Regions from separate parts of the Homo sapiens genome. Here region 1 is linked to region 2. Evidence: chromatin loops called from intact Hi-C (ENCODE). Cell type or tissue: GM12878. All regions are shown on one strand. Links, peaks and the distances in the headings refer to the core of each region. The heading gives the core; the rest is flanking DNA. Region 1 has its middle 11 kb from the start of LINC01095. Region 2 has its middle 90 kb from the start of ZNF827.

Evidence for each region. Peaks named below come from ENCODE experiments on the same cell type or tissue, not always from the same donor. Only the 100,000 strongest peaks of a DNase experiment are listed, where the experiment ranks them.
Region 1: a loop joins it to region 2, with 8 times the contacts of the local background. A loop is called at or near these places in 2 of 110 quality-filtered maps.

The regions. Positions count from the first base shown.
Region 1 is chr4:146,124,582-146,140,585 of GRCh38, reverse strand. No RefSeq gene overlaps it. Among named protein-coding and RNA genes, the nearest start is that of LINC01095, 11 kb to the right of the region's middle. RefSeq lists an enhancer at 7,791-7,840. In GM12878, for the core only: no CTCF peak of the experiment used is centred there; a DNase peak (open chromatin) is centred at 8,005; H3K27ac peaks cover 1,125 bases.
Region 2 is chr4:146,020,587-146,036,590 of GRCh38, reverse strand. No RefSeq gene overlaps it. Among named protein-coding and RNA genes, the nearest start is that of ZNF827, 90 kb to the right of the region's middle. RefSeq lists enhancers at 3,762-3,811, 6,145-6,364. In GM12878, for the core only: a CTCF peak has its summit at 7,291; DNase peaks (open chromatin) are centred at 4,150, 6,660, 6,780, 7,050 and 1 weaker place; H3K4me3 peaks cover 1,523 bases; H3K27ac peaks cover 4,195 bases.

The DNA.
Region 1 (16,004 bases), core at 3,489-11,488, 100 kb before region 2:
AGTACGCATCTTTTATGTATTTTGAAATCAAACCAGTTTGCAATTTTTACTTTTAAACTCTGAAACAGAGAAGCCAGGGTTTTCTTAGAAAGGCTGTCATCAATACTACCTTCTCCTGGAAAATATGTTAAATGCCAGACTACATGGGTGGGCACTGAAAGTACACTATTGACTATTTAACATTGACATGCTGTCTTTCTGGAAGAAAAACAAAACTGAGGGAGATGGAAAAGAGGTAAATTGAGGTCATCTTGGAGAAAGTAGACTAAGATTGGTTAGTCTAATGGGCTGTTAAGGTTTTTAAAGGATTTTTAAAACAATCACCTTTTTTTCCTTATTACAGAAATAATTCATACTTACTTTAGACATGTTAGAAAATACAATTAAGCAGGTAGAATAATATGAAAACGATAATTCACCCTCCTTAGTGATAAACCCCACCAGTAGTTTGGGATATATTCTTCCAGGATTTTTGTTTCCTTGTTCAGAAAAATATATTAGTTCCACCACTTGAGGGTGTAAAGGTGAAAGTTTTAAGTTGTTAGACTATTTTAAATATTGTTCTGAAACCTGTTTCTTCCCCCAGATCACAACATCTTATATTACTAGAAATTTTTAAAACATCTATTTTTTAAAGGGTTGCCAGAATTGTTCCCAATTTCCTGATACGTAGGGAAATTCACTATAGTTATTTTGCTAAATATTCCATTTTCTTAATTCAATAAAGAGCCTGATTCAGACTATTTGTTCTAGTGAGACTCGAAACAGTCAGCTCTCAATATCTTTTGTGGTCAGAAATAAATGACCAATAAAAAATTAAACATCGACAAATGCCCCCTACATTTATGTTCCCCAAACCTCATTTTAATTGTTTCAATGCATTTTCAAATCCGAAAGGGACCCATTTGTATCTCCAAAGGAAGGTAGAAGATTTTTCTTTAAACCACTCAGGAGGAACTAAGAAAACTTAAGCTCCTAATCATAAATTAAATACAGAATACCCTCCAAAATAAGAGTGGTGATTTTGTCTGTAAACAACTCACTGGTGTTAAGCATGAGAGTAATATCATTTAGTGTTTTAGGACCATCCATCTGGAGGCAAGGAGGTCGCTGGAGGCAATACAAGCAGTGGGGAGGTTATTGTTGCAGATAAAGGACAAATGGCAGGGCAGGACTGAGGCAGGCAGCATACCCAGGGACGGGGAGCAGATTAGAAGTATTCTGAAAAAGTAGATTCACTGAATCTAGGCAAGTAAAGTGGTAAATGTGGAGTCATGAGGGGACAGAAAGAGTCTATGTAAATTGAGGTCATCTTGGACAAAGTCTAATACATTGCCAAGATTTTAAAGGATGTTTCAAAAATCACCCAGGTCTTTTTCTTGGACAACTAAAGTACCAACTAGGGAAAAAGATAAGGATTATAGGAGAAAAGGAACATACGAGGAGAAGCTTGGAGTCGGGCAAAATGATGCCAGTTTTGATCATGTTAAATTTTAATTGCTATGGGACATCTAAATGTAATATGCAGTACACAGTTGGAAACACCATTCTGAAATGTAAGAGAGGTGCGTGGGCTCAGAATATAGATTTAGGGCAATGATTCCCATAACATATTCTGCAGACTACTGTTACTGCAGGACTTCACAAAGCCTTTAGTTTGCTAATGTATCCTGCAAACCCCTAAGAACGAGATGTGTATCACTGGCACTTCTCTAACTTATTTGAACATGGAACCTAGTGCTCTTTGGGTCATCATTTTGTAGGCATTGGTGTGTTGGTGTCATCAGAGGCCGGACACAGATGAGATTCCTAAAGAAATAATTTTGATTGGGAAGAGAAAGTGCTGACGATGAAACTTTGGAGAATCTAAATATGTCATGCCTAAAGAGTTGAAGGCCCAGACAGTGCCTTTGATTCCCCTTTATCTTACTTTTCTATCCTGATGAAAATTTTACTATTCTTATACTGCCCTGGAAGAAATAAAATTATGTCTTAATAAAATTGTGTCTTTGCAATTTACTTAGGTGTATTAGGTGATTTTGACAATTCCATCTCCATTCGCATATTTATAAAACTTCTTTTAACTCTGAAAAACTGTACCCCCAAATTCAGACGTATGCTGGCGAATACCAACATTTAAGAGGTGTGCAATAGAAGAAGAGGCTGGAAAGGGACAAGGGGGAAAGATTGGAACAGCCAGGAAGGAGGCCCTGCTTAGAAGATGTGGTAGATAATTGTGTGTCAACTTGGCCAGGTTCTGATGCCGAAGACAACTAGTCTAGATGTTGCTACAAAGGTATTTTGTAGATGTGATTAAGTTACAATTAGTTGACTGTAAGTAAGACAGATTACCCTTGATAAGGGAGGTGGGTTTCATTTGATTAGTTGAAGGCACTCAGAGCGAAAACCAAGATTGCCAGAAGTAGAAGGAATTCTGTCTCAAGACAGCAACATAGAAACCCTGCCTGAGTTTCCAGCCTGCTGGCCTGTCTTACAGATTTCAGATTCGCCAGCCCCCACAATCCTGTGAGCCCATTCCTTAAAATAACTCCCTCCCCCTCTCTCTCTCTGCCTGACTCGATACAGAAGCTGAATGAGGAGAGTATTTCAAAGAGAAGACCACGGTCAACACTGTTCAGTGCCTTAGAGGGTCAAGTAAGATGAATAAAAGAAACATCATCAAATCTAATGGAGTTTTAAAGCCTCCCTATAGTACTAACTTTTTTTGACTGTTTTAATTCTATTTTTTTTTTTTTTTTTTTTTTGGAGATGGAATCTTGCTATGTTGTCTAGGCTGGACTACAGTGGCCATTCACAGGCACAATCGTGGTGCACTGCAGCCTTGATGGCTTGATCCTCCTACCTCAGACTCCTGAGTAGCTGGGACCACAGGCATGCCCCACCATGCGTGGCTTCCATTTTTGAGAAGCATTTCAAACCAATGTAACCATCTTCCTACTTTGATCACTGTCACCCCTTGTTTACAGGGTTGCAAGCTGAAATGTAAACTCTTCTCAGTTATGAGTTCCTGCCAGAATTTATTCTTCTTTTGTAATCCTGACAGTTCCTAGTACTGAACCCAGTGGGGTCAAAGAACGTTAATCTGAATTATCTTCCTTTCATCACCTGTAATTAATGAGATACAAAGTGTAATCATTTCCTCTTTCTTGCTCAAATCTGTCCTGTTTGTTGTTGTTGTTGTTGTTGAGACAGGGTCCCTTGATCCCCTAGGCTCAAGCAATCCTCCTGCATCAGCTTCCTGAGTAGCTGGGACTACAGGTATGCGCCACCACACCTGGCTAATTTTAATTTTTTGGCTAGAGACAGGGTTCTTACTCTGTTACGCAGGCTGGTCTCCAACTCCTGGGTTCAAGCAATCCTCCTACCTTGGCCTCCCAAAGTGTAGGGATTATAGGCATGAGCCCTGCACCTGTCCTGTCCTGTTCCTGTCCTGTTCCTATTTGTATCACTGTAGCCCAGACCTTCATTTCCCTGTACTCTCAGGAGCTTTGAGGCTAAGCAGGACTTCAGGGTTGGTGGTGGCAGAACATGAACAAGAGGGATTGAGGAGCCTCCTGGGAAGAACTGGTTCTAAGAAGAAACAGACATGTGCTGTGGCTCAGCTCAGAGGAAGGGCATTCCTAGCACAGCGTTGGCGTCATTCCCCCACACTACAGCCCACTCCAGCTTCAGCTTGTGCCCGAGTCCTCGGGAGAGACAGGAGGACAGAAAGGGTCTTTCCCACAGTCTTCACAATCTTTCTGAGACTCTGGAAATTCAAGGCAGTGCTCAGCCTTGGGAAAATGCAGCAGAGTAATATTGAAGGAGGTGTGAAGGATTCTGTCCACGTTATTACAGAATATAAAAGCTTGGCTTTTGTGGATTTCAGACAGTAGTGTGCTGGGAAATGTTTAACAACCAGCTCTCTGGAAAAAATAAATAGATAGAAGCTGTAATCCGTCCTGAGTCTAATCACATCACATCGGCAGCTTGAAATTAACCATGGTGGGAAAGCTCATACCATGAAAATCAGCAAGTTTTACAGAGAAGGCAGTAGCACATCTTTCTATAATATTTTCACTGTACAAATACAATAGATGTAAATAACTTTAAGAACATAGATTATAGTAAAATAATTTGGAAGTGATGAGTTTTGAAGATACATTGCTTTTGTTTTTGATATAATTTATTTTGCTGCCAGTTTATATAATTTAATTTTTAATAATGCGCATGTTTAACAATCACAGGCAAAATTCCTAAACATGTAACAATTGGCTGTGGTCAGCCTGTCCGCACAGGCTCTAGTACACCACTGATTCTGGACTTCAGAGCATAGCACACCTGGGGCATCAGGGGCCTGGTGCTTCCACAGCACCTACAGCCGTGGCTGTGACAAGCCTCAATGCACAAAATTTGCTACTGCTTACTGAGTTTAACTGAAAAGCAAATTGAGTTTAACTTAGCAAGGTCAGCTGCAACAAGTCTGCAATGCTCATTCATTTCTGTGAATGAAAGCTTCATCATCTCTAGTTCATGACAGAATGTAACAGCAGAGCAGGCTCTAGGAAGTCTTCTTGCATTTCATCAGTGTTTCTTCCTTCTTGTCAGTCTTTCTTTTTATTTTAATGCCTTTCCTTGCCAAAAAATGCCCAGTGAACTTTGTTCAAGACTCCCAAATTCCTTTGGCTGTAGTTGGCTTCATTTTTGCAACTTGCTATCTTATTTTTCCAAAATGAAGTTTTTCTTTTTTGTATTTTTTTCTTATTAAAAAAGCAATCATACCTTTGTTTCAGGAGGAAAAATGGGAAAACATAGTTAAATAAAAATGATATAAAACAAACCATGTTAAAAAAAAAACCACTATTGTTAATAACATTATTGCCCTTGTCTGCCTATTCCTGGCTCCATGGTGCTTACCTGAACTTGCCTTACTATTGAAAAAGTTCATTCTACCTTGAGGGTAGATCTTAGAAGGGTAGGTTTTTTTACGACCTTTTTTCGGGGGCAGGGGGTGGGCATCAGAGCAGAGGTTCACAGCTTCTTTTCATTAATAAATTATTTAAACTCATAGGAGGTTAGCTTTCCCTATCCCACTCCTATAACCTTCCTAGTCCTTCTTTAGCCTCTTAACTGATTTGAGGCCTTTATCCATGAGCTAGAGGGGGAAGCTTCTTGGAAAAGGGCAACTCTGGTATTTTTGCAATAGTGCTTCTTACCTCTCTACAACTATCAGAGCCACTTTTTCCAGGTCCTCACCAGTACACAAAGAGTAATTTGCTGTCTGTCTGCAATGACGCTTCTCTGGCTGCCAAGGCAGTGTGTGGCTCTGGGGAAGAAAGACGGCCTATGCTTCTTGTTGTGTCTTTCTGTGCTTTGCAATGCCCCATTTGTATCTTTTGCTTATACAAAAGAAATTTTCATTTTAAAAGAAGCATCCTGAATCCAGAAAATCCTATAATACTAATTTCTTTTCTAAGAGGAGAAAGAATAGAGTGAAAACAATGCATGGTGATTAAAGATTTCCACGGCGACAGCTCCCTGGAGTGAAACACGAGGCCCTACTTTGGCAGCACCATCCACCAGGAAGGCTCTTCGTGGACATGCTGTGTCACTTGCTTCAGTCCCTATCTGAGCCGGGATTGGACTGGCACATTGCCTTGTTGAAATTGGCTCCGCACCTTGTTTAAGTGGGCATCCTGCCATACTAATTGATGGGTATGAGTGCAGACATGCTAGAGAACCAGGATGCACAGCAGATCTGGGTAGGAGAAGAGTTTCAGCCCAGAAATATCAAAACAGTCAATTGTGCTGAGTTTGTGTGCCAGGGCCTAGAAGAAGATGGTATCAATGCTCTGCTGCAGCTCAGAGCTGGATTTATTTTTAAATGCCCCAAATAGCTGAAAAAACAAGGAAGGTATGGGCCTGAGAAGGAGCAGGAAGGGGCAAGGTTATTGACTTTCAAAAGAAATAGCTAGTGTCTGCCAACTGGGGTACAAGAAGGTTTTTCATCCAAGCTGTTCCATGATTACAGTAACTTTCAAGCTGAGTGCTTTGGGCAGATATGGAAATCGGAGGCACCTCCTGATGGGGCTTCCCAGGTAAGTCACAACAGGGACTGCTGAGGGTGGATGCAGACGGCCGCTCCCAACCTGGGGAACATCCTCCCTGCTTGTCTGTGATGCCTCAGCTACCCCATGAGATCAACGAGCTCATCAAGTGCATCCAGCAGCCCAGCCCCTCCCTGAGAAGCACAGCCATCAACCCGTGTCCTTCCGTCAGTTCCATTTTTTGGAACACAATTGTCCCTCCATTGAAAGAACAGCTGGCTAACAATCCAAGTTGGTGCAGAAGAGAGAAATTTTTCAATATTAAAATGAGGAAGATGTCAAAGAGAGTTCTGAATGCATGTTAACACAGACTACCCCGTGTTTCCCTCTATGGCTGGCAGTCACCTTCTTCAAACCACCTAATGATAAACAGCCCAGGAAAAAATGACATTGGACTCCAACACCTAATAACAGAGATAATAATAGGGTCATCAAGAGACAGAACGAGGTAAATGACAACCACACTGATGCTGGTGGAGATGAAATCTGTACCTCAATATGGCCATATGTTACAGCATAACATACAAGGCTGAAATACAAAAAACTTTGGCTGGACTTCAAGAAAGTGCCTGTTTGAAGACTTGAAAAACTCACTCTTTGAATTGTCCCATCATTATTTGAATCAATTGACAACATGGGGGAATATGGACTGGTCTGTTTAGCCTCCCTGAGCTTTTGAATCAGATCCATTTTATTAACAATTGAATTCTGCACAGAGTAGGATTAGAAGCCATTGCTCTGACCCCAATTTTATATAATTTCTCCCTTCCTGATGGTAAGAGTGCTTCATAGTTTTCTAGTATTTAAGTCATGAAGTCAAGATGAAGAACTATATACACAGTGGCCAAAGTAAATGTGATCATGTTTAACTCACGTTTAGTTTCTCCTTACTTACAATTTTTTTGGTGTGTGTGTGTGTGTGTGTGTGTGTGTGTGTGTGTGTGTGTGTGTGTGTTTGTGTGGCATTTAAAAAAAGTCAACCTAAAAGGAATAGAATCAAGGAGGGATAGTGGAAGCCAAACAAAATCCTCTCAGTTTTAGCTAAATTTAAAAGATTGGAAGTAAGTCTATTTTGCTTTTACCATAAGGCCCCGATTATTCACTTGAAACCAATGGAAAGCATTGAATTCAAGAACAAAAGCCACAAGAAAATCTTTGTGTAATACTTGGAGATGGTACTGAAAGAACAGGAGGAAGTACGTTGATTGGATTACACTCAGTGAAAGGTAAGCAAAATCATTTGGGTTTAATGGTTCTACTTCTAATATCTCATAATTTGGGATGCATTCTAAGCTTCTTACATAGAAACGTGTGTCCATAATTCCCAGTTGTGCTCATTAGAATGACTCATGCCTATGGACATTTTCTTATCTTGGATTCGAATCACATAAATTTTGATGAGTCCATCAGCTTTCTAAACTGACTGTCGTTCTCCACACAAACAGCCCTATTCACAAGGAGCTTCGAGGAGTTCCAGGTTGGTGGGAGTCACGCAAAAATTTTTCAAGCATTTTCTCTTCATGGCTAATTAAGATCAGAGGATGGAAGCAGGTCATTTTCCTCCTCAGTTTTCCTCATGTCCTTGGTTAACTTGCCCTGCCTAGTAACCTTTAAAACTTGAATTCCGCAATTCCTTCTGACATCCCCCAAGCTGCTCAGAAATAGCGTACTGCCCAGCGTTTCCCTTTATGATTCTGGCTTCTGAAACCGGGTGGTGTATGATGGATGACTCTTTCCATTTTGAGTATTTTCCTTCACAATTCTGACTTCTCACGCACTCAACAACCAACTCTTTGCAGGGTAAGAAATGATTTCTCTCTCTCCAAAGGCACCATTCGCCACAATGCTGCACTCAGAGTTCTCAGTGGCCAGCCCAGTGTTCGTCAGGCACACCCCACGGGATTCCCCAGTGTCTATTACTCACAGTTTCACTCACTCATGTCCTGACCCTGTCTTGACTCAGTGGAAGAGCAGCCCAGGCCAGCAGCAGGTGCAGCTTGTAGTTACCCTTGTGACCATATACAATCTAGAATACTTGAGGTGAGGCCTTGGGACCTGAGACCCCCTGAGTAGTCCCCTCCCTGTACTCATTTCCCAGGGCTGCTGTAACAAAGTACCACAATCACAAACTGGGTGGCTTAGAACAACAGAAATTTATTGCTTCACAGTCCCGTGAGCCAGAAGTGCAAAGGTAAGGTGATGGCAAGACCATGTTCCCTCTGAAACCTTCAGGGGAAGAATCCTTCTTTGCCCCTTCCAGCTCTGGTATCCCCAGGCATTGCTTGGCTTGTGGCTGCATCACTCTAATCTTCATGTGGACTGCTCCCTATGTTTCCTCACATGGTCCTCCCTCCCAACATATCTGTGTTTGTGTTCAAATTTTCCCTTTTTTATAGGGACACCGGTTGTACTGGGTTAGGGGTCATTCCAGTAACCTCATTTTAACTTTGCTACATTTGCAAATACCCTATTACCAAATAGGTCACATTCTGAGATACTGGAGGTTTGAACTTCAACATTATCTTTTTGGGGGACACACAATTTATCCCAAAGTACTCCCTCTCCACTCACCACTATGCTGGCTAGTTCATCTCTCTTCATTCCACAAACATGTTTAGTTGAGCACCTACTATGTGCCACAGGCTGGTGAGGCACAAGAGGCAGAGCAGTGAAGAAAAATATGGTCCTTTCCCTCACAACGCGTGCCCTGTCATAGCAAAGGCAGACAATAAACAAATCAATATAATGTGTTGTGAGATAAATTCTATGAAGGAATTAACAGGGGCTCCAGTGGGGAAGGGTGGAGGCACGAGCAGAGGCTGCTTTAGAAGGGAGGTCAAGGAAGGGCTCACCAACACAGTGATAAAATGCAAAGGGAGGGTGAGGCTGCCGTGGGATGAAGAGGCAGAACAGTGTTCCAGGCAGAGGAAATGGGCAGTGAGAGCACTGGGAGGTAGGAAAGATTGTGGTGTGTCCTGGATGCTGTGCAAAGGCAGCCATGGGGGCACGGCACAGATGTGGCTGGAGACAGAGCCAGTGGCGGGCCCAGCAGGGCCTTCCAGGCTGCTGGAAGTTCTGAGGATGTGATTTTGGGTACAATGAGATTAGGCAGACATGATCTAATATATGTTTTTTCACGACACCATTCCATCTTGTATGGAGAATGGATCAGAGCAGGGCAGCAGTGAAGCCAGGGGGACTGTTAGAATGATTTCATTATCGGCCAGCTGAAGGCCAGTACAGGTGGCTTAGATGAGGCTGGGGGCAGCAGTGAGAAGGGATAAGAGAAAACTGACTTGGGTTTTTTTTGGAAGATAACTTACAGGGCCTGCCAATGGGGTGGGAGCTTGATCACAGTGAGACTGGAGGATGTTTTGTGTGGGTGGGAATCGCCTGGTTTCCCCATTCAGCCCTTTAGGCCTCTGCTGGACTGACCTGTATGGAGCTCCTACCTGCTGGCCTGCCATTCTGCCACCTGCCGCTCACTTACCAGGCCCCACCATGAATTCCCTGGTCACCAGCCCGAAGCCATACCGTGAGGGCCCTGGTTGGCGAGGTCCCACCAGCTGCCATCTGAAAATGTGAAGTCTGGGCTTTGCCTGCACCTTGGGTCTGTGTCCCACCTTTAAGGGACACAGGACCTTTGAGAACTAGTTTTTATATTTAGGCTTAACTCCCCCCAGCCCTCACTACATTTAGCTTCAGCTTCCTCTGTGTTCCTGCTCACCGTTTTAGCTAAAGCCTCCAATCATGTTTATCACTCCAAAACTCTGATGAATTGTTCTTTGTCACAGCACCCAGGTTGACAGCCATATCCATTGCAAAAGATAATGAGATGGTGAGGTCTGACTTCTACTGGGTGAATTTGTGTGATGCTCAGCAGAGGTCAGGTGTCACACTCTTTTAGGAAATTGAGTAAGACTTGTACCATAGACCTAAGCAGGGCTGAGAGGGAGCTTCACGAACAGCCTGTTTGGCTGTATGATGTGGGGATTCCACTGCATGGGCTTGCTGCCTTTTACGATCAGGCCCGCCCTATGTGTATGGGAAGATAGGCTGAGAAGGATGGAAGGATTTTATAATATGATATCTCTGGCATAACCTAGATCTTAGAAGCTGGCCCAGGGAGTGAGGGTGGGGTTTCGTCCAACTGGATGCTCAGTACTAATTTCAGAGTCCAGTTTTTAAAGAGCAGTAAAGCTGAGAGGTTTGTTTCTTGAAGGAATCATCTCATAGATAAATGATAGCCATCCAGCATGAAAGCAAATGCTGTGAAGTGTTTCCCTCTTCATGACTAGGTTAGGGGAAAACAGCCCTCTTCACTGAAGCAAACTCCATTTTTAAATGAAACGATGATTATGAAGAGCAGAGATCTCTAGCAGTGAGGTCTAGCATTTACTGAGCACCTACCTTGTGGAGAGGCTTTTATGTCTATCACCTGTGGGCCTCACTTCATCCTGCAGGGTGGACTGCTTTGTCTCCCAGCATTCTCTCCCCCTTCCTTAGGAAATGCTTCTTCCCCAACTTGAATGATGGGGTTCAAATGAGCCCCAGGGAGATGAAGAATTCTTTCCTGAGATTTTAGAATGTAACAGGGAGCATGAGGCAGGCCCTTTCTGGAGACAGACAATTCGAGGTATGAGGCAAGAAAAAGCTGGGCTGTAGGAAGGGTAAATAAAAGGCAGCATTAGCCCATCCTTTTTTCATGGTTTGGTTTTTATTGCTTCCTATGCACAGAAATTTTCCTTTGTTTTGTAACCTCATTTTTATTACAATTCAGAGTTCCAATTAATATGATGCTATTATTGTCGCATTTCACAAATAAGGAAACTGAGTTTTGGAGAAGTAATCATTTATTTGCGTGAGGTCACATGGCCAGTAAGTGGTGGAGCCAAGATTTAGATTTAAATCTGGGAGACTCAAAAAAAATCCCATTATACACCCTGCAGACTTCTTATTGCCGTTAGATCCAGCGATGTGCTATTTCCATGAAACATACTTAAAGCAAACTGTCACTGGTTGAACATAAAAAGTAGGCAAAGATATATCAGCCAAAAGTAAACTAAACAACTTGTAAAAAATTGTCTTAAATATATTTTTAATGGAGAAATCATTGAATAGTGCAATAGGAGATCTTTTATACTGATTTCAAAATACAATACATAAAGAAGATAAAATAGCCAATAACTATTTTATAACTGAACAACAGTGATCAAAATATATGTAAAAACCAAGAAGTTGGAAATGCAAGGAGAATTGTCAAAACCACAATCATAATGGGAGACTCATACTGCTCAAACCTCAGCAGGTGAAGTAACCAAAAATTTATAAAATTATAATGAATTTGAATCACAAATAATTAACAAGCTAGCCAAGGCACAGAAACTACACATGCTTTCCAAATCCCCACAGAACATTTATAAATTTTATTGTGTATCAGACCACGAAAGAAATTTCAGTAAACTCCAAATATTATATATAGTCACATTCTCTGATCATTATGCAAGAAAACTCGATGTTAAGAACAAAATATGTCAAAAATAAATCTAACTACATGGGGGAAAATATTATTTTAATAATTCTTTTTAAAAAAGAACTATTCAGAATGAGGTACATCTACATGTGTGGCTATGACTGTATCTCCAAGTTATATTAAATTAAAACCAGCAGATGATAAAACAGTTTATAAAATAATCTAATTTTTGTATATTTAAAAGGATTTTTGCATATTAAATTAAATACATAAATAACTTTCCTGGAAGAATGCATAAGAAAACTGTTGACATTGGCTATCTTAAGAGAGAGGATAAGGGTCAGAGGTAGGGAGAGGAACACTATAGAGAACTTAAATCATATGCAATTAACAAGCTACCCAATATACAAACTATGCATTCTTTCCAAATCCCTATTGGATATTTTTAAAGTTTATTATGTACCAGGCCATGAAAAACATTAATAAATTCTAAATACTATATACAGACCACATTCTTTTTTGTACTCTTCAAATTTTTCTTCTACCTAAAAAAAATAAGATGAAGTGCATTTTATAATCTATTGTTTATAAAAGTAACCTCTAGATCAAAAATACAAATCCTCCAAATTATTAGCAGAACCACACACAAAACAACAAAGAGCCCAAATAGTGGAGAAACATTTTTAAAGCCATAGAAATAGAAAGCATACTATTAAAAAATGACAGAAATGTAAATAAGTTAAATCCACCTATTAAAGAAAAAGTTTATAAAATTGGATCACAAAGAAAATTAAACTCCGTGTTGTGCATATGAAGAATGCTTAAAAGATAGACATTTAGCAAAGGTTAAAAATTAAAAGATGGTTAAAGTTATACCATGAAAATATAAACAGAAACAAGTCAGGGGTCATGATTTTACTATCAGAAAAGGTGAACTTGGATCATAAAGGATTAAACAAAACAAAGAAAGGCACCTTATAATGCTAAAGGGTGTAATTCATTATAAAGATACATATTCATAGATAATTACATAGAAAACTGTATTTTCTGAAACTGATTTCAGAAAAGATATCCACCAGATTAATTTATTATCTTAAAAATAGACAAAGTTGTGAAAAATCTAACTCAAGACCCCTTAAAAATGTTTCTAGACAGTTTCACATAACAATTTATGTAAATTTCTAAAGAAAGATGATTCCAATGCTCTTGAGACTGTTCACAAAGTATAGAAGAAGGAAAGCATCCATTTTCTTTAACTGAAGTGAGTACAACACTGCAAAAGCTAACAAATTGCACCTAAAAGAAAACTACATACTAAATTCACTGATGACTCTCCATAAAAATATCATAAATAGAATATTAGTAAATAGAGTTCAACAGTATCTTGAAATAATAATGCACCATGACTAGGGTTTAAGAATGTAAGAAAATTTCAATATTTAGAAATCATTCATGTGATTTTCCATATTACTACATATAAGGAGAAAAACCATATGATTATCTTCACAGATGCTCAAAAGCATTTGGTAAAATTCAAAGATATTCTAGACCAAATTCTCAACAAAACAAGGCTAGAAGGATATTTCTTCAACATGATTTTTTAATCTATATATAGTCATGCGTCACTTAACAACAGGGAAACATTCTGAGAAGTGCGTCATTAAGTGATTTCATCGTTGTGCGCACATCATAGAGTGTACTTACACAAACCAAGACGGTATAGCCTTCTATACACCTATGTAATAGGATATAGCCTATTGTTCCTAGGCTAGAAGCCTGTACACCATGTTACTGTACTGAATACTGTAGTCAGTTGCAACACAGTGGTAAGGATTTGTGTATCTGAACATATCTAAACATAGTAAAAATACAGTATCATAATCTTATGGGGCCACTGCTGTGCCCCATAAGATTTATCTATTATACATGTTTATCAGAACATGCAGTCTGTTGTTGACAGAAATATTATACAGCACATGGCTGTATTTATGCAACAATAGATAGATTAGATAGATAGATAGATAGATAGATAGATAGATAGATAGATAGATAGATAGATAATCTTTTCTCCAAAAACAGGAACTAGACTCAATTTGAACCAGACTGTGAACTCTAAGATTTACCAATTGACTAGGAACCACACTTGAGGCATTATCAACCTGTGGCTCCCAACTGATATGGGTCCCACTTGGGGGTCCCCAACAGTTGTAAAAAAAAATTCTTTCCATGGTACCAGCTGCACTCCCAGTACCAACTTTTAGCTGGAAGCCAGGCATTAACTTGCATTCCTCCCCAAAATATGGAAATTTCCACCTAGGGATTGGAGAGATGGTCATAAGAGACCTTCAAGTGTTTAAGGAAACACCATCAGTAGATCATGTAGCCTTCATATGATGTAGGGATCTCTCCAAAATGAGGCCACCCTTAGTTACTTGGGGTTGCTTCTTGGAAAGATAACTTGTTATTTATGCACACTTTGAAATCGATTGTCAGGAGTCTTCCAATTAGAAAAGTTAGTAAAAAAAAATTGTCTTTGACTTTAGCTGAAGTAATCAGTGTTACCATCTGAGCCTCAGAAGGCATTTAGATTAGCCTGAACTCACTGGTCAGAGTTGTTATGGGTGACAAAATTGCCCTAGATTTCTTCATCATGAGCCAAGGAGGAATCTGTGCAATCAGTAATGCATCCCGCTGTACCTGGAGTAATGCCTCTGGCCATCAATGTGGAAACTTAAGGAGAAAGCCACCTGACTTCTAAGGTAGATGTGGATAGTTTATGAGATGTGTTTAGCTATTTGGCCTGTAACTCTGGGGATCATGGTTGAGGTCAGTACTGGTTGTTCTCATCCTGTTAATAGTAGCCTTAACTGTGGTAGCCTCACAGTGGCCTCGTAAATGCTGTATGAGATTATATTGAATGAATTTGCTTCCAGCCTCTGTCAGTCAGATTACTCAGATTAACCAATGAAGTGGCATACTGATGGAGAAAATTCTCCAGAAGTCACTACAGTATAGAAGAAAGTGTGGATATTGTTGGGGGACAACCTTCTATTGACCTGTTACATTTCTGACTATCTTGAAAACATATATTGACTGCCCTTTCTTTCAGACTATCTTTTCAAGGATATTTGCACAACGTACAGCCTTGGAACTTAAAGATATGTCTCCCTCCAGAGAAAAATGTAGATTTTCTTACAGCCTTGAATGATAAAGGTAATGTATGTCACCTTCTGGAGAAAAGATCACACATGCTTATTGCCGAATATAAAAGATTCAAGTTCCCTAAGCTCAGGGTTTCTCTTCTGTAAGGCAACCTACTGCATATACAGGCATCTATCTGGGCCTATCTGAATCTCTCTCATAGGACTTGAGAGCAAGGATAACTGACACAAATAGGCTGATGTTCATGCTTCTTGCTTTCTATGAGTAATAAAATCCTGTGTCTCTGATCTAGGAGTCTCATGTCTTCTGCCAGCAATCATGCTGTGACAAGCCAATGTGTTACCTTGCAAGTAGGGTAAAATCTCAAGCCCTTCATATTTCTGGATAATAACAGAAGACAAAAATGGAGTTGTCTAGCCCAGTTTATGGAGAAAACTATTTTTAAAATCAAAATACTTTGATTTCTTGTCTAATAAGAACTTACGTTTTCTTCCTATGCCTTGGGCCTGGTGGAATTGTCAAAGCCTTCCCAAAAGCTGCTCCCCAGTACAACCTCCAGGCTCACGTGCCAGTCCAGCCTTTTCTATTCTACAGTTTCTAAGATTTCTACAATTTTCCTAGGTTCTACCTCTGACCCTTCTTGAAGAAGGTCTTCCTTTATTTATTTTAATTTTAATTTAATTTAATTTAATTTTTGAGATAAGATCTTGCTCTGTTGCCTGGGCTGGAGTGCAGCTCACTGTAGCCTTGACCTCCCAGGCTCAAATGATCCTTCTACCTCAGCCTCCCAAGTAGCTGGGACCACAGGCACGCATCACCAAGCTGGGCTAATTTTTTTAATTTTTTTTTTTTTTATAGATGGGGTCTCCCTATGTTGCTCAGGCTGGACTTGAACTCCTGGGCTCAAGTGATCCTCCTTCCTTGGCCTTCTAAAGTACTGGGATTATAGGCATGAGGCCACCGCACCCAGCCTTCCTTTATTTGATACACAAAATTCCTCCCCAGGGACATCAAGCTGTCTTGCAAAACTGGTTTCTTCATTTTTCTTCTGGAGATTTCAATAGCCCTGGGTCCCTGGAAATCAAATTCTTACATCATTCACTCATTTATTTTGTCATTCACCAAATATCTCTAACACCTTATGTACTCAACACAAAGTAAGTGTACAATAACCACTTACTGAATGATTAATAAATCATTTAAATCAACACCATCTCTCAAATCAACACTCAAATAATATATCACTGTAAACTGTGAACAGT
Region 2 (16,004 bases), core at 2,799-10,798:
ATACAGCAAGGCCCATCCTTTAAAGCAATGAGTATTAGCTTAAAAAAGTCATTGTCAACTGAGTCTAAATGGTTTTTCTTTTAATTTGCATTGCTTACTTGACAACGTAGGTGAAACTTTTTTAAAAATTTTGCTCTTTCTTCATAAATTATCTATGCATGCTCTTTGTCATTTTCCTATGGAACTGTTAATATTTTTTCTTAGCATTCTAGTCTTAATGTTTCTCAGCAAAGGATTTTTCTTTTTTATTTTTCCCTAAGTTATTGGGGTAAAGGTGTTATTTGGTTACATGAGTAAGTTCTTTAGTGGTGATCTGTGAGATTTTGGTGCATCCATCACCTATGTATACACTGCACCAAATTTGTAGTCTTTTATCCCTCTCCCCCCACACTCTTCCCCCCCCAAGTCCCCAGAGACCATTGTATCATTCTTATGGCTTTGCGTCCTCATAGCTTAGCTCCCACATATCAGTGAGAACGTATGATGTTTGATTTTCCATTACTGAGCTACATCACTTAGAATAATAGTCTCCAATCTCATCCAGATCACTGCAAATGCTGTTAATTCATTCCTTTTTATGGCTGCATAGTATTCCATCATATATATGTACATATATATCACAGTTTCTTTTTATATATATACAGTTTCTATATATATAGTTTCTATATATACAGTAAATATATATATAGTATATATAGTGTATATATATACAGTATATAAGAAACTGTGGTGTATATATACCACATATATACTGTATATATACACTATATATACTATATATATACATTATATATACTGTATATATATACATTGTATATACTGTATATATATACATTGTATATAGTGTATATATATACATTGTATATAGTGTATATATATACATTGTATATAGTGTATATATATACATTGTATATAGTGTATATATATACATTGTATATAGTGTATATATATACATTGTATATAGTGTATATATGTATATATACATATATACAGTATATGTATACATATACTGTATATATGTGTGTGTGTGTGTATATATATATATATACATGCTATATATATACCACAGTTTCTTTATCCACTCATTGATTGGTGGGCATTTGGGTTGGTTCCACGAATTTGCAGTTGTGAATTGTGCTGTTATAAACATGCATGTGCATGTATCTTTTTCGAATAATAACTTCTTTTCCTCTGGGTAGATACCCAGTACTGGGATTGCTGGATCAAATGGTAGTTCTACTTTTCGTTCTTTAAGGAATCTGCACACTGTTTTCCATAATGGCTGTACTAGTTTACATTCCCACCCGCAGTGTAGAAGTGTTCCCTGTTCACCATATCCACGCCAACATCTACTGTTTCTTGATTCTTTGATTATGGCCATTCTTGCAGGAGTAAGGTGGTATCGCATTATGGTTTCAATTTGCATTTCCCTGATCATTAGTGATGTTGAACATTTTTTCATAAGTTTGTTGGCTATTTGTATATCTTCTTTTGAGAATTGTCTATTCATGTCCTTAGCTCACTTTTTGATTAGATTATTTGTTTTTTTCTTACTGATTTGTTTGAGTTTGTTGTAGATTCTGGATATTAGTCCTTTGTCAGATGTATAGATTGTGAAGATTTTCTCCCATTCTGTGGGTTGTCTGTTTACTCTGCTGACTGTTCCTTTTGCCATGCAAAAGCTCTTTAGTTTAATTAGGTCCCAGCTATTTACCTTTGTTTTTATTACATTTGCTTTCGGGTTCTTGGTCATGAAATCCTTGCCTAAGCCATTGTCTAGAAGGGTTTTTCCAATGTTTCTTTTAGAATTTTTATAGTTTCAGGTTTTAGGTTTAAGCCCTTAATCCATCTTGAGTTGATTTTTGTATAAGATGAGAGATAAGGATCCAGTTTCATTCTCCTACATGTGGCTAGCCAATTATCCCAGCACCATTTTTTGAAAAGGGTGTCCTTTCCCCACTTTATGTTTTTGTTTGCTTTGTCAAAGATCAGTTGACTGGAAGTATTTGGGTTTATTTCTGGGTTCTCTATTCTGTTCCATTGGTCTATGTGCCTGTTTTTATACAAGTACCATACTGTTTTGGTGATGATGGCCTTACAGTATAGTTTGAAATCAGGTAGTGTGATGCCTCCAAATTTGTTCTTTTTGCTTAGTCTTGCTTTGGCTAAGCGAGCTCTTTTTTGGTTCCAGATGAATTTTATAATTGTTTTTTCTAATTCTGTGAAGAATGATGGTGGTATTCTGATGGGGATTCTATTGAATTTGTAGATTGCTTTTGGCAGTGTGGTCATTTTCACAATATTGACTCTATCCACCCATGAGCATGGGAAGTGTTTTCATTTGTTTTTGTCATCTATGATTTCTTTCAGCAATGTTTTGTAGTTTTCCTTGTAGAGGTCTTTTGACTCCTTTGTCAGGTACATTCCTAAGTTTTTTTTTTTTTTTTTCTTGCTATTGTAAAGGGAGTTGAGTTCTTGATTTGATTCTCTGCTTGGTTGCTGTTGTTGTATAGAAGAGCTACTGATTTGTGTACATTAATCTTGTATCCAGAAACTTGGCTGAATTCTTTTATCAGTTCTATGAAGGAATCCTTAGGGGTTTCAAGGTAAACAATCATATCATCAGCAAACAGTGACAGTTTGACTTTCTCTTTACAGATTTGGATGCCCTTTATTTCTTTGTCTTGTCTCATTGCTCTTGTTAGGACTTCCAGTACCTACGTTGAAGAGGAGTGTGAGAGTGGCCATCCTTGTCTTGTTCCAGTTCTCAGAGGAAATGCTTTCAACTTTTCCCCATTCAGTATTATGTTGACTATGGGTTTGTCATAGATGGCTTTTATTACATTAAGGTATGTCCCTTGTATGCCAATTTTGCTGAGAGTTTTAATCATAAAGGTTGCTGGATTTTGTCAAATGCTTTTTCTGCATCTGTTGAGATGTTCATGTGATTTTTGTTTTTAATTCTCTTTACATGGTGTATCACATTTATTGACTTGCGTATGTTAAACCATCCCTGCATCCCTGGTATGAAACCCACTTGATCATGATTCCCAGGTCACTGGAGTTGTGTACCAAGGAGGATTATGCCTGCCTCTGCTAAGTCATGCAGGTTGTCAGGGAAGTGGGGAAAACCCAGCAGTCACTGGCCTCACCCAGATCCCATGCAAATTGAAGGGCCGGTCTCACTCTCACTGTGACCTCAACAGCAGCCGGGAGTCTGTTTCCAGGTCAGGGCAAGACGGACTTGGAAATTTGCCCAAGGCTATCTGCTTCCCAGCTGCGAGAGAAAAGGGCTTTAGTTCTCTCCCACCTGTGAAGTCTGCACACCGGATTCACACCCTCCCTTGAGTTCTGGCCAGGAGGCTTCTTGCCCTGTTCAAACTTACAAAGTTCAGCTAGAGAATTCCTTCTCCCCATGGAGTTTTACCCTCTGCTCCTCTAGCCACCCTCCCAGTGGATCCCTATGGTACCAGAGAGGAATGGGCTGCTTGGAGACCCAGAGAGCTCCCAGGGCCTTGCTGCTTCTTCTACCCCTGCATTTTGCTGGGCTCTCTAACTTGACTCAGCTCCAGTTAAGTTGGAAACTTCTCCCACAAACAGACCTTCAGCTTCTCCAGTGGGGGTGTGTGTTCAGGAGAGGAGGGTCTTCCTTTTCCACTTCCGCAGTTGGGGCACTCACAGTATTTGGGGTGTCTCTTAGGTCCTGCGGGAGCAGTCTGCTTCCTTCAGAGGGTTTGTGGGTCCTCTTGGGATTGCAGGTTTATTCTTGCAGTTGATCTGGAGCTAAAATTCACAATGCACGCCTCCACATGCTGCTCTGTTCAGAGCTGCAATCTAGTCCTCTCAGTGAAGGATTTTTCTGACTGCATTCTGAGATCTAGCCTCCTGGCCGGGGCAGCAGGAGGCGGGGTATAGAAAGGCCTGGGAGTCAAGAGCCAGGCTTGCTCTCTTAGTCCTTCCAATCACCACGATGTGACCCGGGCCAACTCTTCCGGTATCCCTGGGCTTCAGTTCCCTCCTCTGTAAAGAGAAGGGTCTTAATTAAGGTCCCTTCCAGTCCTACAAAAGGAAGTTGTAGATCTGTAGTTTCAAAGCTTCTTTCACGATTATGATTTGTGATCAGCTTTGAGGGAAGTAGTGCTAGTGGGTAAACATCAAAGTGTAAGCTTGTTTGCCCAGTTCTAAGCTAGCACCATCACTGACCACAGAGAAAATCACTTCAATGCTCTTAGTTTCCTGATCTGTAAATGCAAACCTTGTTTTCAGATCTGTTGTAAAAATTATGTGAAATAATTAATAAAAATAAAAGTGTATAGATTACAACATACCACAGGCAGGCCAGGCACAGTGGTGCATACCTGTAATCCCAGCACTTTGAGAGGCTGAGGCAGCTGGATCACTTGAGCTCAGGAGCTTGAGACCAGCCTGGCCAACACGGTGGAACCCATCTCTACTAAAAATACAAAAATTAGCCAGGCATAGTGACAGGCACCTGTAGTCCCAGCTACTGAGGAGGCTGAGGCAAAGAATCGCTTGAACTTGAGAGGCAGAGGTGGCAGTCAGCTGAGATTGTGCCATTGCACTCCAGCCTGGGCAACAGAGATTCCGTCTCAAAAATATACATACACATATATATATGTGTGTGAGTGTGTGTGTGTGTGTGTATATATAGTGTATATATACGTGTATATATGTATAAGTGTATATATAATAGACATTTACACATATGTGCACACACACTGTGAAGTTGCATTTTAAAAGAATTTTATTTTCATAAATCTTAATGCATAAAAAAAGTAAAAAAAAAAAATTCTTACCCTGTTGCATGTACTCTCCCTTTCAAACTAGACTCTCTCTATCCTTCAGTGCTCCACAGAGAATGAGACTACAGAGAAATGTAAATAGAAGCAAAAGAAGCTAAATCTTCGTGTTTGAGTTTCTGGGATATATGCAATTTTCTAAGGCAATTCTGTACATGATTTTCTCCTTGTGTGTGCTGACTTGACAGCTTAATTCACACACATAACACACACATACACACACACACATACCTCACACACATACATATACCTTATATACATATACCTTACATAAGTGCTTCACACCTACTATATATATAATCCCTTTTACGGGCATATGGGAATAAAAGCAGAAAATGTGATTCAAAAAATGGAAACCACTCTCATTTTATTTAATTCTTTTAAATTTTGCCATTTAAAACTCATAAATTTCACAAACTATATTTTTAAAATAGACTATTTTTAAAACCTTTAATACTAGTCTAATATATGATCTATTTATATTGCTTTATAGTTTGTCAGCAAATTGTACTTTACACCCACAGGTAAGTGTAGCACTGTTCTGAGCACCAAGAATACATAAGATGGAACAGACACTACCTTATGATCAAGAGGAGACAAGACATATAAACATGTAATTCTCCAAATGTGTACATAAATGCAGTTCTGTAATTAAAGAGTGAATATGAGAGGAGGGAGATTTTCTGGTGGGTTGGTGATGATGGCTATTTTCTTCCCCATGCTATCCTGGCATTTTTTTTCCCCTTCCTTGGGACTGGAATTATAGAATGCAGGGGCAGTTGTTTAGCTTATACATCATGGGCATAAACAAATGGTCATTAATTTAAACATTATGTTAAAGCTAGCCAGAAATAGCTCTTCACAAAAGAGATCAAGTTTATCACTCTCCAAAAAGAAAATGGTAGCTGAGAAAAAAGTTCTGAACTATGTTCAGTTTACACAAAAAACATACTCAGAGTTTTAGAATACGTGGATATTTTAGGGGAAGAAAAGCAGATGCAGCCAAACCCCTATCCTTAATCAAAGGGACAGAGGGTGGAATGTGATCTCTGTTCTAAGCCCATTTTCATTCTTACCCACTTGTGACATGTTGTTGTTGTTTTTTCCCAGCAAACACTCTTATATACGTTACATAACATTCCTAATCACGTTACATATATTAACTGATTTGACTCTCATAATAACCTTATAGGATAAGAACTACTAGTATCATTCCCATTTTATAGATGTAGAAACTGAGGTCCTGAGAGATTCAGTAACTCTCCCAAGCAACTGGGATTCAGCCCCAGGAAGTCTGGCTTCTTAGCCTACATTCTTACTATAAAATTTGCACTGTCTCCTTAGCTTAAGGGTGAACTCTATGCATTTGAACAGCCGAGGGGATGTGGATAGAGTGAGAAAAGAAAGGAAAGGCTTTGAAAGTTATCCTGTTTTTTGAGAATATGAAAAGACAAGAGAAAAAGAAGGAGAGAGCCTGGGATAGCTGTGAGAAGACAATGGAAAAAGTGGAAGAACAGGAAGTGGAAGAAAAAAGCAAAGAGAAATTGACCTTTGCCCTGCTGGGCTCCTTGACGACCAAATCTAATGGCTCAGGGCTGGAGCAGCTAGAACCGGGTGTCTGTGTTTTCAAGCAGCGCATTTAACTTCACGGGGTTTCCCCAGGCTGTCTCTGCAGCAACCCCCACGAGGGCTTCTTTTCACAGCAATTATGAAAGTGATGGTGGGAGGAAGTACTGCTCACTTATTTAGGTTAAAAAGCCACCCAAATAAATGCATTAACCCAGTAGTAAGATTAAATTCCTAGCCCCAAAGGGAAATTTTCAGGAGGTGTCCTTTACCATGTGTAAATTGGAAACAATTTCCTCTCTTGGGCAAGATAACTGCTGTGGGAGGTGGAAATAAATGTAGTGTTTTGTGAAAACTTGGGTTTCTCTGATGAGTTCTGTGAAACACTAACATCTAACAGGAGTTGTTCAAACAGTACATCCTATAACATCTTTTTTTTTTTCCTGTGACCTCAGATCTTAACTTTGGCTTTGCTCTTAAATGACTGTAGGATGGGAATGAGACAGCAGGTTCTTGACAGCTATAGGGAAATGTGTCCCTAAAGAACTTGGTATCAGGAAGGAAAATGAGGTTGTCCTCCAAGAGCTAAACAACAAAATCAATACATATTGTATGGAGCAGAGATGTGCAAAGTCGTCATGTTGAACCTAGTAATCTGATTGAGGAAAATAAAACAACTAAAGGAATAATAGTCAATTTAAGGTACGGTTCGACACCATGAAAGAAGAAAAAGGAGAAGTAAAAGCAGGTATTCCATACATACATTGAGAGTTTGCTAAGCACTGTGCTAAGAGCATGAACAAATTCTGCTCCTGCCTTTATGGGGTTCCAGAGCAAGCTGATGAGTCAATCTAAGAACAGCTCAGGGAAAAAAAATTGCATCTTGGTCAAAGATACCCATCTCCTGGCCAAGAGCAGTGCTTGCCCTTTTGTAGACATTGTTATTCTTCTTCCCATATTTCCACCTCAGGCTCCAGATGAGAGAACTTCCCCCCATCCAACTTGCAGACCATTTTAGGGAACATGTGAACTGACGCATGCTGTCTCTCTGTCCCTCCTTTCATTCTTCTCTCACCAGGGTAAGAGTAGCTAATCTGACTCAAGACAGCATACCAACCACTTGGCTTTACATATCAGAAGGTGGGGTGATGGAGTCGGGGCATTGCTTGTGCACACTCTTTCACCTTCTTTGATTGGCCTGCCCAGTCTCGGGGCCCTCGTACCTCAGCTCCTCAGCAGGCTTCCTTTTGCTTTCCTTCTGCTCCAGTTTCTCATAGTGCATGCAGGCAAGCAAGTCACGTTGGCTCTGCCCTATCTTCAGTCTGGATGAGATATCAAAGGCCAGCATTTTAGCTCAAGCCCAAGTGGAAGTCTCTAGCTCTGAGCACTGGAGCTTTGGGGGCAGAGCCTATCACTCTTATGTCAAAAAGTTCCCTGGGTCTGTTCTTCTCACTGAGAAACTACTGAGGTAAAAGGTAAAGGTTGGTAACCTCACTTCAAGCCATTCTTACCTGATAAAATTAAACCTGTATAGTCACCTACCATCCCCTTTTTAAAATCAACATTCACCAAGCAAACTTTTAATTGCGTTATGAGTTCCCATGGGCTGGTCAGGCTGTGTCACATTTATTGTCATCATAGGTTAATCAGGAGACATTTTGGTTGTCCACACCTCCACTGGATAACATGACCCATATCTGAGATACCAACTCTCAGCTTGTTGACAAACGTGGGTGTCTGAACCTGCAGAGCTAAAGACACGGTTAAAGTCACCAAGTTAATGGAATCCTATGAGTCTTGTGCATGAACAACCAGCTAGTCTTTCCCTTTAATTCCTCAAAACCAATAGCTGCTCTTCTTTGATATGTAAAACTTCCACAAGAACAATCTTGTAAGGTCTTTGAGAGGATTAAAAATAATGCAGGAGAGCACCTAATAGGGTGCCTGACACCCAGTAGACAATAACCATGAAAATTCCTGCTGTTGGTGTTATTTATTGGTACTTTGGAGATAAATATATATGTGTGTGTGTGTGTGTTTGTGTGTGAAATTACTCTTAAAAGGAGTAATAAATAATTACTGTCTATAAGAAGTAGAAGAAATTCTTTCCCAATGTATCTAAAGACAGTGAGGTAGCAGTTAGGCCACAATATTTCTAAAGGCGTAACATTCCCTACCCTTTTATAACTCTTGCAATTACTTGGTCTGAATGGCTCTGTCCAGCCCAACTCCCTAGCTGACCATTCATCTTCCAAATTATACCCAGGTGTCATCTGCTTTAAAGTGCCATGCATTCATGATTTGCCTCAATATCTAATTCTAGCCCTGTGAAGTATGGTTTTAAATCCTGCATGTGAAGGTGTTCATGGTCTGTATGGGTGCACAAGATCAGGGAACCCTCCCAGCTACCTTTTCATTAACTCCTCAGAGGCATTCATTAATGCTCCCAGCAGCAGGGCCTTTAAGTCCTTATGATAAATAACCACAGTAAGAAGTGTACACGCAGTGCACACACATGTGCATATGCATGCACATACACACACATATACACCTATAGAACTGAAACAAAAACCTTACAAAACAATACTTACCCTTAAAATGTAGATTAATTCAAAAGTCTATTTTTTAAATACTAAGACCCACTAAATTGATTTCAAAACCTATTAAAGGCTGAAGCCTGGCTATTTGAAAGGACACTGTAATGAGGACTCTAAACAGAGATCACAAGACCTTGTGTTGTGGACTGAGTCTAGTTTGTGACCATATTTTCATCTTGCAAGTCCTGAGAGTGCTGTATATCTATTGTGATATTTTGCTGTTATTATTGTTGTTTTTGATGTTGTGGCTGACAGATGATTATGAGACGTGGGTTAACTATTGTTTCACATTAGAAACTTATAAAAGTTGGTTTTTAGGAAAAGTATTTTTATTACCCACAACAAAGACTTCTGAGAAACTGGGTATTTTGAGCCTGTCCATAATATGGAGGGAGGAGGAGGAGGAGTGATGATGATGATGATGCTGATGATGGTGATGATTATGCTTTTAGTGTATGAAAGAATCATTGTAAAAGTACAGATACTGCCCACACACCTGGCACCAGATTCAGACCCATGGGAGAGGAGGGATGACACTCTTGCCCACCCAACACTCATTCTCCACAGGTCCACTGACTTGTCACATGGCAGAACGGAGAGCTACCTCAGGCTTCGGGAGGCAGACCCAGGTTATAAACCTGATGACACCATTTCCTATCCCTGCAACCTCAAGCACAGTATCTAATCTCTCTGAGCTTTGGTTCCCTCATCTGTGAAATGGACATAATACCAAATCCATGGACTGTTTGAGAGGATCGAGTGAGATTGCACCATCTGGACATTCATAGATTCATTGTGAGGATCACCTGCCACAGACAATGCAGTGCATTCTCTCCTAAATTCCTTTCAATATTTTGAAGTTTTAACATATGGGTCAGAAACTCAACGGCACTATGAAAGAGAATGAATCTCTATCATATTCCCCTTTTGATCTCAGGAGCTTGGCATTGGATTTATCATAGTCCTTGATTCATGGCACATCCCCATCATTGGTTCATTTATAACCTGCTTTTGCCTATTTGTTTAATTGTTTTTAATAATATCATAAGCACCTAGGTACCCACCACTTCTAACCAAAGGTAAGACCTTGATGATAGCCATTATCATGATGAGTCATGTGATTCCCACACTCTTTTCTTTCTACCCACCTACCTTATCCCCTTGCCTCTCTACTCCCAAAGTAGCCTTCATGTCTTCTCTTTAATTCTTGCAGACTCTATAAAACCTGCTGCCTTGGATGGAGTCCAGTTCAGACCCACACTGAGCTAAACTTTGGCTACATCCTAGGTCACTCCATTAACTATTTAGCCTGGTTCTTTTTTCCTTGGCAGACACATGGGTGGAGGTAGCAAGTATGTTGTGGGGAACAGGGTACTCTAAATGCCCTTACAACCTGAGTTTTTTTAAATCATGCCTTTTCTTCTTGTAGGGCAGCAGGATGGTCTTACTTTTCTTATTTCTCTGGCTGTGTGTTCATTCTATGCCAACCTCAGGAAAACAACATATGGGAGGTGGTGAGGGGAAGAATTCAGCACATGGTATCTTGGTTTAGTTCTCAGAAGCTCAGTAGAAGCTATTCCAAGGAACACTGTCCTTGGCTGAAGTAGGCTCTGTATGTCTACACTGTACTACCAGCTTCTAAAGCCATCATTTCAGCTGAGTGAACTAAGATAGTCAAAAGCTGGCATGGAAACACTTTGTGATGTGATCCTTTTGCTTAAAGGGACAGGAAACCCCTCAGCAGAGATTGCAGAACATTTTATCACCACAAGAGTAAAAACAGAACACCTCTGCTTCTTCACTCTTCTCTTCTCTCGTCCCACTTCTGTTGCTCCTGGGGTTGAAGAATGATTACATAATATCTCTTCTTGGACAGCTAGCTCTTAATTATCCACATTGTGGCATTTTTTGTAATCCTAAATTAAGTTTCTCTGTTACCCTGTACATTACCACAGCACCATCTCCTTTTCTGACCTAGATAGCATATTCTCAAAAACCAGGTGAATACAAACTCTTTATAAAATTAGCTAAGTCAAGTGTGCAAACATACACATTTCAAAGTTGTTCATAAATTTAGGATTATCAGAGCCACCACTCTCCTCTCTCAAGATACTAATAAAATTTTTATTTGAAGACTATTAAACTGTTCCTTAGCTTTTTCTTTTCTAAGATAAATCATCATGGTTTTTTTTATCTGTAGCAAGAATAAGAACCGCTCCACCTCCATTCCACCTCTAGCCCACAGATTACAGGTTCCAATAAACCCTGCTGAAGAACCTGCATTAGTAGACGAAAAATGAATTTCAAAACTTCTGCCAAGAGCTGGGCATAGTGGCTCATGCATATAATCCCAGCATTTTGGGAGGCCGAGGCGGGAGGATTGCTTGAGGCCAGAAGTTTGAGACCAGTCTTAGCAATGTAGTGATACCCCATATAGACAAAAAATGTTAAAAATTAACTGGATGCAGTGGCATGTGCCTATAGTCCTAGCTACTTGGGAGGCTGAGGTTGGATGATCACTTAAGCCCAGGAGGTCAAGGTTACATTGAGCTATAATTGTGCCACTACACTCCAGCCTGGGCAACAGAGCAAGACTGTCTCAAAACAAACAAACAAATAAACGAAAACCTTGTGCCAAGTGTCATCAGAGTTAGATGACACTTTTGTTTAACAAGATACCATTGAGATTCAAAAGTAAGTCCAGACCTGATTTGGAAAGACCTTGAGAATTAAATTTGTCAATATATTTACATAATGAAGTGAGGAAATACAGATAGTGTGTTCTAAAATGAAGGAGAAGAAAAGGAGGTTTCTGGGGGGAGAGAGAAAGAATGGGAAAGAGAGAGAAATTGAGAGAGAAAATGGCAGCAGGCCAGGCCCTGCAGAGAAAGACAACCAATATGAGATACTCCATGGTACAAATCACTGAAGAATTTCAGATGGTGATGTCTAATATGGAACTTCATTTTAAGTTGTACTCTGTTCTCAGCTATGCTAAAATCTCCATGCATCACTCTGAAACTCTTACTGAGCGTGACAGGCTTACACTTAAGTGACTATACCCAATACCCTATGGTAGTGGTGCTCTGGGGAATGAGGGGGAAAGGAGAGTGGGCACATTAGGGATAGAGCAGGATAGGAAGAGTGCTGCAGCCAGAGGATAGTATGGCTATGGGGACAGGCGGCAGGGGAAAGACAACAATCAGTGTCTGTCACAGAGGGGAGACTATGTCTTCCCTTCACTCAACAATCATTTTTTGAGTATTGAGTATGGACCTGGAATGATGCTAAATATTCAGGAGAAACAAGACATTGGCCCTGCACTTCCAAGCTCAATACCTAGCAGATAAATGAGAAAGCAATTAATATAGCTCTGGGGGATACGTACAATAAAATAATTTGCAAATACACATGATACATTAATAACCTGGAGGCGTGGAGGGAAGATCCCAGATGAGGTGATCATTTGGTCATGTTTCATTCAATTAAGAATGCTTTGAGGAGAAGGTGCAGAGCAAGATGACAAAATAGAAGCCTCCACCAATATCTCCCCTCCCCCAAGGACAACAATTTAACAACTATCTACACACAAAAAACACCTTCATAAGAACCAACAATCAGGTGAGCATTCACAGTACCTGGTTTTAACTTCATATCACTGAATGAGGTAGTGAGGCGAATAGGAGACAGTCTTGAATTGCTGACACCTCTCCTCCCCCAGCCCCAGCAGTGGCCATGTGGTGTGGAGAGGAAATCTGTGTGCTTGGGAGAAGGAGAGCACAGCAATTGTGAGACATTGCATTGAACACAGTAGTGCTCTGTCACAACAGAAAGCAAAACTGAGCTGAACTCCTCTGACACCTGCCCACAGAGGAAGTATTTAAACCAGTCCTAAGCAGAGGAGCATCGCCCATCCCAGTGGTCAGAACTTGAGTTCCAGCAAGGCTTTCCACCGTGAGCTAAAGTGCTCTGGAGTCCTAAATAAACTCAAAAGGCAGTCTGGGCCACAAGGACTGCAACTCATAGGCAAGTCCTAGGGCTGAACTGGGCTCTGAGCCAGTGAACTGAGGGGCATGTGACCTAGGGAGACACCTTTCAGGTGTCTGCACAGCTCACAGCTCCAAAAGAGACCCCTCCCTTCTGTTTGAGGGGAGGAGAACAAAGAATGGAGAGGACTTTGTCTTGCATCTTGATACCAGCTCAGCCACATTAGGATAGAGCACAAGTCAGAGTTATGAGGCCTCCATCCAGGCCTTAGTTTCAGGACATTTCTAGACACACCCTGGGCCAGAAGAGAACCTGCTGCCTTGAAGGGAAGGACCGAGTCCTGGAAGGATTCATCACCTGCTGACTAAAGAACCCTTGGGCCCTGAACAATTAGCAGTAATACCCAGGTAGTATGCCGTAGGCCTTGGGTGAGACTCTGAGACTTGCTGGCTTCAGGTAAGACTCAGTACATTTCCAGCTGTGGTGGCTATGGGCAGAAACTCCTCCTGCTTGAGAAAAGTGAAGGAAAGGTAAAGAGGACTTTGTCTTGCACCTGAAGTACCAGCTTGGCCACAGTAGAGTAGATCACCAAGTGGGTTCTTGGGGTCCCTGATTCTAGGCCTTGGCTTTTGAATAACATATCTGGACCTTCCCTGGACCAGAGGGAGCCCACAGCCCTGAAGAGTCACAGGCCAGGCAGCATTCACCACAAAGTGACTGAAGAACCCTTAGGCCTTAAGGGAGATATTGGCAGTAGCCTGGGGGTACTCCCTTTGGGCCTGTGGTGGTAGCCATGAGGTGAGGCTCCTCTGCCTGTGGAAAGTGGGGGAAGAGTGGGAAGGACTGCATCTTGTGAGTTGAGTGGCAGCTCAGCTATTGTGCAATATAGCACCAGATAGACTTCTAAGGTTTTTGATGTCAGGCCCTGGTTCCTGGATGGCACCTCTGGACCTGCTTGGGGCCTAAGGAAACTCAGCATCCTGAAGGGAAAGACACCAGCCTATCTCCTTTGCCACCTGCTGACTGTACATCATCAGGGCCTTGAGTGGACATAGGTGGCAGCTAGGTAGTAGTTACAGTGAGCCTTGGGCAAAATCAAGTGCTGTGCTGGTTTCAGGTCTGACCTAGTACAGTCCCAGTGGTGGTTGTCATGGGGGTGTTTGTGTCACCCCAGCCCCAGCCCCAGGTGTCTCAGAACAGAGAGAAAGAGTCTCTATTTGTTTGAGTGAAAGGAAGAAAACAAGGGTCTCTGCCTGGTAATCCAGAGTGTTCTTCCCGATCTTATCTAAGACCATCAAGGCAGTACCTTTACAAGTCTGAAAGAAACACAATGTCACTGGGTGTGGGGTGCCCTGTAATGCAGATATGGGTTAGATCAGAACACCTACATTCTTTCAAATAGCTGGAAAACCTTCCCAAGAAAGACAGGAACAAATAAGCTCAGAGTGCAAAGACTACAATTAATACCTAACTTTTCTATGCACAGACATAGATGAACATCCACAAGCATCAAGACCATCCATGGTGAGGTCATGATCTCACCAAATAAACTAAATAAAACACCACACCAAGGACCAATCCTGGAGAAATAGAGATATGTGACCTTTCAGACAGAGAATCCAAATTCGCTGTGTTGAGGAAACTCAAAAGAAATTAAAGATAATACAGAGAAGGAATTCAGAATTCTATCAGATAAATTTAACAAAGAGATTAAGGTAATTAGAAAGAATAAAGCAGAAATTCTGGAGTGGAAAAATGCAATTGACACACTGAAGAATGCCTCAGAGTCTTTTAATAACAGAAACAATCAAGCAGAAGAAAGAATTACTGAGCTTAAAGACGGGCTATTTGAAAATACACAGTCAGAAGAGACAAAAGAAAAAAGAACAAAAAATAATAAGGCAAACCCACAGCATTTAGAAAATAGCATCAAAAAGGAAAATCTAAGAGTTATTTGCCTTAAAGAAGAGGTAGAGAAAGAGACAGGGGTATACATTTTATTCAAAGGGATAAGAACAGAGAAAGTCCCAAACCTAGAGAAAGACATCAATGTCCAAGAACAAGAAGGTTATAGGACACTCACTAGATTTAACCCAAAGAAGATGACCACAAAGCATTTAATAATGAAACTTCCAATTGTCAAGGTTAAAGAAAGGATCCTAAAAGCAGCAAAAGGAAAGAAACAAATAACATACAATAAAGCTCCAATATATCTGGCAGCAGACTTTTCAATGAAAACCTTACAGGCCAGGAGAGAGTGGCATGACATATTTATAGTTCTGAAGGAAAAACATTTTACCCTAGAATGGTATATCTGGCCAAAAAAAAACAAAAAAACAAAAAACAAAAAAACAATAAAACAACAACAAAAAAAAACCCTTCAAACATGAGGGAAATAAAGATGTCCCTAGACAAACAAAGGCTGAGGGATTTCATCATTATAGGACCTGTCCTATAAGAAATGCTAAAGGAAATACTTCACTGAGAAAGAAAAGGACATAATGAATAATGAGTGCAAAACTCACTGGTAATAGTAAGTACACTGAAAACACACAGACAATTATAACACTGCGTGTTTATAACTGTGGTGTGTAAATTACTCTTATCTAAGTAGAAAGACAAAACAATGAATCAATCAAATATAATAGCCACAACTTTTCAAGATGTAGACAATACAATAAGATATAAATAGAAACAATAAAAAGTTAAAAAGCAGGGAGACAAAGTTAAAGCATAGAGTTTTTATTAGTTTTCTTTTTCCTTGTTTGTTTATGTAAACAGTGTTAAGTTTTTGTCAGCTTAAAATAATGGGTTATAAGACAGTATTTACAAGCCTTGTAGTAAGCTCAAATAAAATAATACAATAAATACACAAAAAATGAAAAGCAAAAAATTAAATTATACCATCATAGAAAATCACCTTCCCTAAAAGAAAGACAGAATGGAAGGAAAGAAGGAGAAGACCACAAAACAACCAGAAAATAAACAACAAAATGGCTAGAGTAAGCCCTTACTTATTGATAATAACATTGAC